Regions from separate parts of the Homo sapiens genome. Here region 1 is linked to region 2. A link is an interaction called in ENCODE POLR2A ChIA-PET data of the cell type or tissue named here. Cell type or tissue: K562. All regions are shown on one strand. Each heading gives the region's core, and the rest is flanking DNA. Links, peaks and the distances in the headings are about the cores only. Region 1 overlaps MUC2 (mucin 2, oligomeric mucus/gel-forming). Region 2 overlaps MUC5AC (mucin 5AC, oligomeric mucus/gel-forming).

Region 1 (5,320 bases), core at 321-5,320, 110 kb after region 2:
CATGTGCACCCATGTGGAACGGTTGTGTGTCTGTGTACTGTGTACACTGTGTGCTCACACGTGTGTGTGTACTCATGTGCCCATATGTGCAGCTCCCCCAGGCCCCCTGCCACGTGGGCTTAGGTACCAGGACTTGCAGGTCTCCTCGGTGGGAACCGATGCTCCAGGTGGGTAGTGGGTGTCCTCGACATAGCAGCCACACTTGTCTGCAGTGACACACTTCTTCAGATCCTCCTCATAGATGGGCCTGTCCTTGGGGCACCGGGGGTAGCAGCCTGGTGGACACAGGGCATAGGGTTGGGACCACCGCAGTCCACCACACCCCACCCACCGTCCCTACCCTGGCAGGCCCTTCTCTGCAGGATGCCCCTCTGGGAAGGCCGGGGATTGGAAAGGCAGGGCCTGGATCTCCCCACCCCACTGAGCCCTGAACGCTGCCTGCTGAGGAGCCCTGCCCAGTCTCATCGGGCCCCCCGAGCAGCCCTGAGTCCCAAGACCCATGTTCCTCTCCCATGGCGGGATACTCCTCCCAAACTTCCCACCAGTCCCTCCTTCACGTCACTGGTTCTCAGCTCAGACACCAGCACCCGGCAGGGGCCTCCCCTGACCTGTGCCTGAAATGCTCCCCAACCCGCCCTGCTCTGCACGAACCTCAGCACCTCCCACCCCTGCCACTCCCAGTTTCCACGATAGCCTGCTTCCCTCCTGATCCTGCAGCAAGGGGAGCCTGGCTGCCCTGGGCTGTGGGTACCCTGAGGGTCAGGCCTCCCTCCGGGTGTCCCCATGGGTCTCCAGACATCAGCCTTCAGCCCCACAGTGCCAGGCCCGTCGGCCGTAGCCTCCCCCGAGGGCCGCCTGGCTCACCCTCCAGGCCAGTGGACTGTTGCCTCTCCCGAGGGCTGCCCCACTCAGCCTCCAGGCCCCTCGGCCATCACCCCCGCTGAAGCCCGCCCCACCCTGCTCACCCTCCAGGTAGGACACGGAGATGTTGGAGTGGATGCCATTGATGGTCCTGCAGGTCTCGAAGCTCCGGTTCCCACATGGCTCATAGTGCCACTCACACTCATGCGGAGGGTTGTAGTAGTCGCAGAATATGGCTTGGGGGAGACAGGGCCAGGGTCAGACGCAGGAGGGCTCAGGCCTGGGCCGGGGTGAGGGCGAATCTGGGGTCGGGGGCTGGGACGCAGACGCATCAAGCTTGCTCTGCCAACCCGGGTCCCACAGGGCCCCAAAGAAGGACACTGGAGAAGTCGGGGAAAGGGTGGGTGATGCACACCCATCACCTGGATGGACAAGGAGTGTCACCCCGGCCCGCAATACAGCACCTCCCAGCCCCCGTCCCGGCCCTGAGTGCAGTTCGGGCAGGCTCTTACGGCACAGGTCCGGCGTCCTCCAGAACACGCAGGCCCCCTCTTTGGTACACTCCTGGGCGTAGGAGGCCACGGCAGAGCAGAAGCACTCACAGTCCCCACCCGTGTCACAGGAGCACGAGTCGTGCACACAGGCCTCGTAGAAGGGCTTGGGGTCCACCTGGGGAGAACACCCTGGTCTGTCCTGGGCCCGTGCTGCCCTCATGGAGCCAGGACTTCCCCAGTGCCCTGGAGCTCAGGACCCTGAGGCCGGCCCTGCTCCTGGGACAGGGCACATTACCCAGCACCAGCCAGCCAGGGCCCCGGCAGGGCCAACCTTGGGGAGAGGGTCCAGAGACACCTGTCCCGCCGTGGCTGTGCAGACCCATCACCCAACCCCTCTGCATCCTCAGCTGTAACATGGCCATCCTAGAACCCGTCCTCCCCAGCTGCCTGTAGCTGGGGATGTGTGGGCATGGGGGACACATGTCCTTTCTCCCTCCGGGTGAATATCTGAGCCTGGGGAGGCAGAGGGAGGCCGGGGGTCCAGCCCAGGGTCTCAGAGGGGAGGCCGATTATACGGTCATGTGACCAAAGGAGGCAGCGGCCAGAGCCAAAGCTGGAGGACAAGCGCCGTGTGGTGCGTGACGCAGCAGGGCGACTCCTGAAGGTGTGGGGAGCATGTGGAGAAGCCCCCCAGCCCCAGGAGCACCCAAGACCCTACCCTGCTATGACCACGCCCTGGTCATTAGCATGCTCTACGGCACCCTCACCACGTCCACAGTCAGCCCATAGCCCCGCTCTGCCTAGTCGGCCCCGCCCACAGCCACAGCCCACCTACAGCCCTGCTCTGCCTACAGTCGGCCCCGCCCATGGCCCCGCCCACAGCTATAGTCCACCTACAGCCCTGCTCTGCCTACAGTCGGCCCCGCCCGTGGCCCCGCCCACAGCTATAGCCCACCTACAGCCCTGCTCTGCTTAGTCGGCCCCGCCCATGGCCCCGCCCACAGCTGTAGCCCACCTACAGCCCTGCTCTGCCTAGTTAGCCCCGCCATGCCCCGGCCTATAGTCACAGGCCCCCTACAGCCCTGCTCTGCCTACAGTCGGCCCCGCCCATGGCCCCAGCCCACAGTCACAGCCCACCTACAGCCCTCCTCTGCCTACTTGCCCCACCATGGCCCGGCCAGCCCACCTTGCTGTGGCAGATGCTGAACACGCTGCTTTTGAGGATGCTGCACTGCTTCTCGGCCCAGGAGCGGCGGTGCGGGTTCAGGCTGCAGGGCTCGGGGTTGGTGCTCACATCTGGGCAGGTGGGGGCCTCCTTCCAGCTGTTCCCGAAGTCCAGCTCGCTGCTCACCACCATGTGGTCCCGCGTGGTGAAGTCGTTGTTGGAGCGGTGGTCAAAGTTCCCACACAGGCCACACACGGTGCCCTGCAAGAGACAAGCATCACAGGGGCTCCAAAAAGGGGCTGGAGGGAGGACAGGGGCTTGTCCTGCAAACACCAGGGCAGGGGGTGGGGGGCTGGCCAGGAGGGGGCAGGGCAGGCAGGGAGGCAGCCCACCTTGTAGGAGGGAGCCAGCTTGATGAACACGGTGGTCCTCTTGTCCCAGATGACGATGATGCCCGTGCTGGACTCCACCACCAGGTACTGGCCCACCTCCCGCGTGGTGTAGGCCACGTGGTGACCCTCATCACGCTGGATCACCACACGGTGCTTGTCTTCCAACTTCAGCTCCGTCCTCTGCCCGGAGGAGAGGCCCAGTCACTGGCTGGTCTGAGGGTCCCGCAGGGCTCACGCGTCCCCAGGGCCAGCAGCACTCACCCCCATGAAGATCTTGATGGCCTTGGAGCAGGTGACGCCCGTAGTGCCACAGGGGACGTTCTCGGTGATGATGCTGAATGAGCCCAGTGAGGAGTTCTGGCCGCAGTAGTCCTGGGGGCCAGGAGGGCAAGGTCAGCCAGGACAGCTGGACCCCAGGTGTCCCGGGGCACACCCGCCCCAGTTGGCAGGGTCACAGCCACTGAGCAGACAAACCAGGCCCTGGCCTGGCCCATCCAAGGACCTGACCCTGCTGCAGGCCTGTCCCCTGTCCCTGGGGATCACGGTGCCTCAAAGGGCTGTGGGATTTGGATCTGGAGAGCCGCGCGGGCAGCGGCCTAGCCCTGGCCTTTACTCAGCTCCCCAAACAGGTGCCCTCAGTCCCCATGGCTGGTGCACCCACCTTGTGCACCCAGAGAAGGACCCAGAGGAGGACCCAGAGGAGGACCCAAATGAGGACCACAGAGGAGGACCTAGAGGAGGACCCAGAGGAGGGAGGACTCAGAGGAGGACCCAGAGGAGGACCCAGAGGAGGGAGGACCCAGAGGAGGACCTGGAGGAGGACCCAGAGGAGGGAGGACCCAGAGGAGGGAGGACCCAGAGGAGGACCTGGAGGAGGACCCAGAGGAGGGAGGACCCAGAGGAGGGAGGACCCAGAGGAGGCCAGAGGAGGGAGGACCCAGAGGAGGACCCAGAGGAGGGAGGACCCAGAGGAGGCCAGAGGAGGGAGGACCCAGATGAGGACCCGGAGGAGGACCCGGAGGAGGACCCAGAGGAGAACCACAGAACTGGGCAGTACAGAGGGGTTTTACCACCCCTACCCAGCCCTGGCTAGAAGAACGAATCCTCCTGCGGGTGCAGGTGCGGGTCTGGGGCTGAGGAAAGGCCGGCCTTCCCAAGTCTCAGGGTTTCTCGGGGAGCTAAGCACTGCACTTGGGGCAGGCAGAGGGTCCCTGACCATAAGCAGCCCGACCAGGCAGTGCCCGTGACCACACCTGAACAGCCACGTAGGAGCAGTGTCCGTCAAAGTCGTAGTACTTCCCGTCAAAGGTGATGTAGTGGCCACTCCCGTAAATGGAGCAGGTGCCATGGCACACAGCCTGGGTGCACACCCAGCGTCCTCTCTTGCAGGTGCTGAGGAGGACAGGAGAGGAGCCTGAAGGGACCCAGGACCTGCTCATGGGTGGCTGGAGGAGACCCTGGGCACCGTGCAGACAGCTCCCTGTGCCTCCCACACAGGACACCTGCAGGCCCCAAAAGTGGCTCCAAATGTCCCTTCCCCCATGGCTTCAAGACCAGCGGTTGACATGAGAGACCACCCTGCCCGTGGGACAGGGGCCACCACAGGATCTCGCAAGACCCAGGCGGAACCCCCAGGAGAGGCACTTGCCCCTTGGACCGCTCTCCAGTGGCCACCCCTGCGGAGCACGTGGGGCCTGGGAGGCAGCCAGGACAGGCCGGGCCAGCTTACCAGGTATTGCAGTCCACCTTGATCTTGGCGCCGGAAGAATACAGGTCGTTGTTATGGACGCAAGGGCATTCCTTCTCCACCACGCAGCCACCCCGGCCGTCATCCATCAGCCCGTCGGGGCACACACAGCCACTGACACACTCTGTGTGGTACTGGGGACAGCCAGAGAGTGGGGTTCAGGGGTGGACAGGTGAGGCTGCAGCCCTCCCTGGGGTCAGGATTGGATGTGCAACCAGGAAAGGCCTGACCATGCAGTCTCTGTCATGTCCCAGACCTCCCACCACTCCCCCTGGCCTGGGCTCAGGCTTCCCTCCCCTTGGGCCCGCCACAGGGCAGTGAGACTGGTGAGGGCTGCCGGCCAAGGGCCCTACACTGGCCCCTGTGCCCCAGTGGCTCACAGGCTGCCACTTCCCTCCCAGGGCCAGGGACAGCATCAACAGGGCCTGCGTCCTCAGGACTCGGCACCCAGACCCTAGCGGGGGCACAGCACAAGAGCCAGGCTCAGCCAGCCAGGAATCCCTGCCCGCCCACAGCAGCGCCCCCAACACGCACATAGCCGGCGGCCAGCGTCTGGCAGCTGAGGGCTCGGGGCTTCGAGGTGGCCAGTGCAGTCAGGTTGCTGCAGTCCATGTGGATCTTTGGGGCCGTGCAGCCTGTGGGACGGAGGGGCCACCTCAGC
Region 2 (5,358 bases), core at 312-5,311:
GGCCCTGACTGCACCCCACAGCCAATCGCGTCTCCCTGCCTGCTGCCCAGGCACGTACATGGAAGAGCTGTCCCCACAGTTCCCCCGGCAGTAAGCCAGGCGCACGGGCTCCGAGGAGCTGCAGCCCTGCTGCTGGATGATCAGGCTCCTATGGTACACAGCACAGGTCGACTCTGGAGAGGAACACAGGGTTTAGGACCAGCCCAGCTGCTCCTAGACCTCTGAGGGTGGAGCCCGCCCCGCCCAGCAGGCTGGGTACTCACGGTTCTGGTACGGGGGCGGGGGCGGCGGGCAGAAGCGGCAGCAGCCGTCCTTGCTCATGCGGGCCTCGTCCTGTGCCGACAGAGGGGCGCCCTCAGTGCCGAGGCGCTCGGCGGCCCCCACAGAAGTGAGGGATGGGGACATGGGGCCAGGCTCAGGAGTGGACAGCCCCAAGCAGGAGGGGGTGTCTGCTGGCGCTGCAGGGATGATCACAGCCCCCCAAACCCATCTAGGGGTGAAGCCCCCCTTGGCTGGAGCGGGGATCCTGGACCTCACCAGAGAACAGCTGAGCGGGGGGCACGCCTTCTTCGTGGTGACCACCACGAGCCCATCCTGGTGCTTCTCACACTGGTGGGTCACACAGTGGTTCCCTGCGTCTGACCAGGTCTCGCCGGGCTGGAGGGAGGCCAGGCCCCGGGGTGAGTGACCCTCCCTCCGTCTGTCCCTCTGTCTGCACCCCAGCCCGTGGGCTTCCAGAGAGTCCCCAGCCTCTGCCAGACGCATGCCTGGCAACGACAGGTCCCCACATGCCCCAGTGCTCCCAGACCCTGCCCTTCCTCTTTGTGGCAGCCACTACTCACGTAGAAGAGGTGGGCGGGGCTCTTGCTGGTGTTGGTGACACAGGCGACCTGCACACAGGTGCCACAGCACTGCCCGCTCTGCTCCTGGTACTCGAAGCCCTGCGGGAGGGATGGACATGTGGCTGGAATCCAGGCGACCGCTGCCCCCCAAGAGCCAGGGCAGGGTCGGGGCAGGGTGGGAGCGCTCACCACAGGGCAGTGTGTGTTGCAGATCTGGGTCTCACAGCTGACCACAAACGCGTCCGATGGGGGGCCACCCGGCAGCTCACACCTGCAGGTTTCGCACAGGCTCGAGGAGACCACGGCGCCGGGCTGGGGAGAGCCAGGGCAGCAGACACTCATGAGCTTGGGCCCTGGGGAGACCCGCCCCTGCCTCCCCACTGGCTTGCTGCCCCCAACTTCCCAGACATCCCCCTCCAGGCCGCTTCCTACCAGGCCGAGTTGCACCCCTGGGGTGACTCGTGGTGGCACCTCTTGGTGCAGAGGCCACAGCCCAGGGTCCCCATCCCTAGAGCAGAGCCCCACGCTGCACCCCCTTGGATGGGGTGCCCAACAAGGCCACACACTCTGCAGGGCCACATACTCAGCCGGCTCAGGACAGAGCCGTGGGATCCAGGCCTGGCTGTGCTGTGGTGCCAGGAGAGGCAAAGTCCCCCGGAGCCCCCCGGAGCCAGGCAGGCCAGGGTGTAGATGTCCATATTTCCGGGACCTGGGGCCGACCTCGGGCCTCAGCCACACTTGATAGTGGGCTGTGTCTGCAGAGACTCGAGTCCCTGGCCTCGGCCGGAGTTGGCAGTTGCTCCAAAGTCTACCTGGGCCTCAGGGTCAGTGGGAAGCTCCGTCCCTATGGCTGAGGGGGTCTGAGCTCCGTGGCTCTTACCTGGTACAGGGTCCCGTTGATGCTGCACACTGTCCAGCCTGCCCACGAGAAGACAAGCAGCTGCACCCCCCGCCGCCCACTCTCCCCTCACCCTCAGCATTCCCGCCCCTGCAGCCTCCTGGGCGCCTCATTCCCGGGCTCGCCACTGGGGTTTGTCCAGCCTCATCTCTGCGGAAGGCTCAGTCCAGAGCCACAGACCCGCAGTGGACAAGCCGCACTGGCATCTGGTTATGGCCCCCCAAAATCCCAGGTGGAGACCCCAGCCCACGGCCCCTGACAGGGCCTGGTCCAGGCCACTCACTGCAGTTTTGGACTGGGCAGCAGGCCCCCTCCTGGTAGGTCGGGATCGCGCGGGCGCCCTCAGGACAGCCCACGGGCGCGGGGCAGCGGCTGGTGTTGCAGGCTGCGGGGGCGGGAGTGAGGCAATTAGGAGTCTGTCCCCCGCCCCCACCCGAAGGCCCACCCCCTGGGGTCTCTAGGATTGCGGACCGCCTAGACAGCCCGCTCGGGGGTCTCCAGATGAGGCTGTTGCGGAAGCGGAGGAGGGGACGCCCTCGTAGGCACTGTCCCCAGGTGCACGCCCCAAGGCAGCAGCAAAGTCCGGGCCGAGTGGGCTCCGGGTCACCTGCCTGCCACACCATGCCCCTCACCCAGCAAAGGGCTTACCGCAGCTGTACTGGGGGCAGCACTGGCCGGCCTGTGGGGCTGCAGGCACAGGCACGAAGCCGGGCAGGGGGCAGGCAGGGGGCAGCGGGCAGAGCTTGGGTCGGCAGGTCAGCGTCCACGTGGCCGCCTCACACGTGCACTCCTGGCAGTCCATGCCGACGGTGTGGCCCACCTGCAAGGAAGGGGACTGAGGTCCAGCGTCCGCAGCGGCTCCACCCAGGGGTGCAGCAGCCACCCCGGCTCATGCAGTGCCGGGGCAGCCAGGTGTGGAGGCCGTGTGGCCTGCACTGAGGACCCAGCAGGAGTAGGGCTTCAAAAGTGCAGGGTAGGGCCCAGGGATGGGCACAAAGCTCTGCAAGGTGGGCAGGCTGTGGGGTGACTGGCCTGCGCCCCCCACCTCACACCTCCACAGTCTTGGCTGGGCAGAAGGGGCGTCCCAAGGAAGGGAAGAGCACAGCCAGCCTCGGGGCCAGCACCCACCCACAGAGCAACACCAGGACAGACGCCCCGGCACCGTCCCCAATACGGACAGAGTGGGTACCTGGGAAGGGAGATCCCGAGTCTTTCTGGGAGCCCGGCTCCTCCCGCAGCCCTTTCTCTGGGCCTCTGACACAGAGAGGACACCCCGACCCCTGAGCCCCACCTGACCATTTCTGGGGCCGGTGTTTCAAGAGCCTCCCTCCTCGGGCTCTTGGACCCCAGTGCCCTCTTGGGCCATGCCTTCCACTCACCTTCACCGGCTCTCCGTGGGGCCCCAGACACCCTGGAAGGAGAGAGATCTGAGGTTACTGGGGGTCAGCCACCACAATAGGGGCGAGAGGCAGGGTCCCATATTGGGGCCAGGGTAGACCCCAGGACCTGGCCAACAGTCACAGGCCCAGTCCTGCCACACCCCCCAGCCCCGGCCTGGGGCACGTACTGGGGCAGCCCGTGGGCACGCAGACTTGGGCACTGGTGCTGAAGAGGGTCATGCCCTCCGGACAGAAGCAGCCTTCGGTGATGGGGCCGGCCTCCGGCAGAGCCCTGTAGAGAGCATAGGGTTGGTGGGTCTCCTTTTTCCCTCCGGTGAGAAGGACCCCAGCCTGGGAGTGGGAGATGCAGCGGGAGGCTGGGGACTGGGTGGCTCCAGCAGCCCATGGCAGGGCCAGGAGGGAGGGTGCCTACCCGAGGCTGGCGCTGTCATTCCCGTAGCAGTAGGAGGGGTTGCTCGGGCCGCAGGGCTGGTACACCTTGTCGGCTGGGCAGGTGAATGCTGTGGGGAGGGGAAGCCACACCTGAGAGGGTGGGAGGGCACCCACCCAGAGCAACGCGGGCCGCTGGGCACCAACATCTGCTCCGGAGCTGCCCGCAGCCACCTGTGGGCCTGGGCCTGGCTACGGCCTCCCACACCCCAGTGCCCCGCCACGGGCTCCCAGACGTGGACGCCCTCCCTTCTCTCCAGGGAACTGGGTGCACTCTGCCCTGGGGCTGCCCCCTCCTCCTCCAGGTCCCCCCCTGACTGCCCGAGCCCACCCTGTTGGTCCGTCCGGCGTGCCTGTGCCCCTCACAAGCGACTTGGGACCCTGAGGACAGTGGTGGCACTCACGGCACATGTGGCCGGTCCGGCCTCTCCAATCGATGCAGATGTCGTGGGACGCACAGAGTGCCGCGTACAGCTCCAGGCTGGAGCACACCACATCCAGGTCCGTCATGTGGCACCGGTCAAAGACGCAGCCCTCATAGAACAGCAGTGGGGGGATCACAGTGTGGCACGGCTCAAAGACCCTGTGGGAGGGATGGGCAGGGTGCTGGGTGCAGCCTCTCCGGCCACCTGCCTGCTCCACGTCAGGCTCCCAGGCTTCAGGGCAGTCTCCAGGCGAGGCGAGTCCCAGAGCAGCCACTGGTGTGTGGCCGCCCTCCTGTATCCCCGGACGGGCTCCTTCCACACATTCTGTGTGCTTGGGGGCGGGGGGTGGGGGTCCAGATGGCATCATCCATTTATTTCTGCAAGTTCTTCTTCCTGGCCCCCCCAGCCCCTGCCCTGCAAACCTGGAAGCTGCCTGGGGGTGGTGACCGATGCCCCCGTCCATACACCTGAGCCAGCAGAGAGCCTCAGAGACGGCCCAGCCGGCCAACCCTGGTGACCCCTTGGCAGCATTCCAGCCACAACCACCCCTTCCCGGCACCCGCCCCTCCCCACTGCCCACCCCTCCCCGGCACCCACTTCTCCCCAACACCCACCCCTCCTTGGTCTGTGGTACCAGCAGCTCTCGTTTCCTCTCAGGAGCCCCCTGAAAATGCGCTTCTTCCCCTCCAGCCCTTGGAAGGGTGGGAGGTGGGGCGGCCACACTGACCCTCCCTCCCTTGCACCCAAGTCTCACTTGCTCAGAATCAGCTGGCAGATGGGTGATGGCAGGCACGGAGCAGGCGGTGTGGTGGGCCCGACCGTGGTAGACCCAACTGTGGTGGGCCCGACCGTGGTAGACCCAACTGTGGTGGGCCCGACCGTGGTGGGCGTCGGGTGAGGCCGGTGGCAGGCTGGCTGGTCGGGTATGCTCACGTTCCAGAGGCCGGACATCTCGGAGCAGGAAGCGACCACCGTCCCCCTAGGCGTGCGGCACTCATCCTTCCTGTCGTTGGTGCAAGTGCCTGGGCAGACGCGGTGGGGGTCAGGCTGCTGGACAGCAGAGCCGGCTGGCCCCACCCCCAGCTGGGGGACAGGACCCTGGTGTCTCAGGGTCACAACTTGGTGAACTGCAGCGGGCCCTGCCTGTGCCTCACTGTCCCCCGAGAACAACCCTGGGACAGTCCCTATGGTACTGGGGAGCTGCAGGTACCGGCAGGCGTAAGCCTCATGCCTGTGGCCTGCACTCAGCAGAGCAGCCAGAAAGCAGAGACACCGGCACACGCGGCACGTGGTGGCCTCGCCCCTGCCCGGCACCCCCGCCCCCGCGAATGCCAGACGATGCCCGGGAGCCCTGTGGCCTCACC

What was found. ChIA-PET counts read pairs that join two places held together with the same protein. Peaks named below come from ENCODE experiments on the same cell type or tissue, not always from the same donor. Only the 100,000 strongest peaks of a DNase experiment are listed, where the experiment ranks them.
Region 1: POLR2A ChIA-PET joins it to region 2 with 6 read pairs; 2 of 35 experiments call an interaction of 5 or more read pairs at or near these places.

What each region holds. Positions count from the first base shown.
Region 1 is chr11:1,085,719-1,091,038 of GRCh38, reverse strand. It overlaps MUC2 (mucin 2, oligomeric mucus/gel-forming), which reads right to left. Exons shown (of 58, transcript NM_002457.5): 18 at 5,194-5,294; 19 at 4,642-4,793; 20 at 4,166-4,304; 21 at 3,174-3,284; 22 at 2,913-3,092; 23 at 2,542-2,781; 24 at 1,374-1,530; 25 at 966-1,097; 26 at 128-275. Among named protein-coding and RNA genes, the nearest start is that of MUC2, 14 kb to the right of the region's middle. In K562, for the core only: no CTCF peak of the experiment used is centred there; a DNase peak (open chromatin) is centred at 2,268; H3K27me3 peaks cover 1,234 bases.
Region 2 is chr11:1,194,670-1,200,027 of GRCh38, reverse strand. It overlaps MUC5AC (mucin 5AC, oligomeric mucus/gel-forming), which reads right to left. Exons shown (of 49, transcript NM_001304359.2): 35 at 5,358; 36 at 4,749-5,016; 37 at 3,974-4,152; 38 at 3,553-3,640; 39 at 3,308-3,411; 40 at 3,120-3,151; 41 at 2,389-2,560; 42 at 2,024-2,125; 43 at 1,723-1,760; 44 at 1,032-1,154; 45 at 843-941; 46 at 538-657; 47 at 264-333; 48 at 59-173. Among named protein-coding and RNA genes, the nearest start is that of MUC5B, 26 kb to the left of the region's middle. In K562, for the core only: no CTCF peak of the experiment used is centred there; no DNase peak of the experiment used is centred there; H3K27me3 peaks cover 2,273 bases.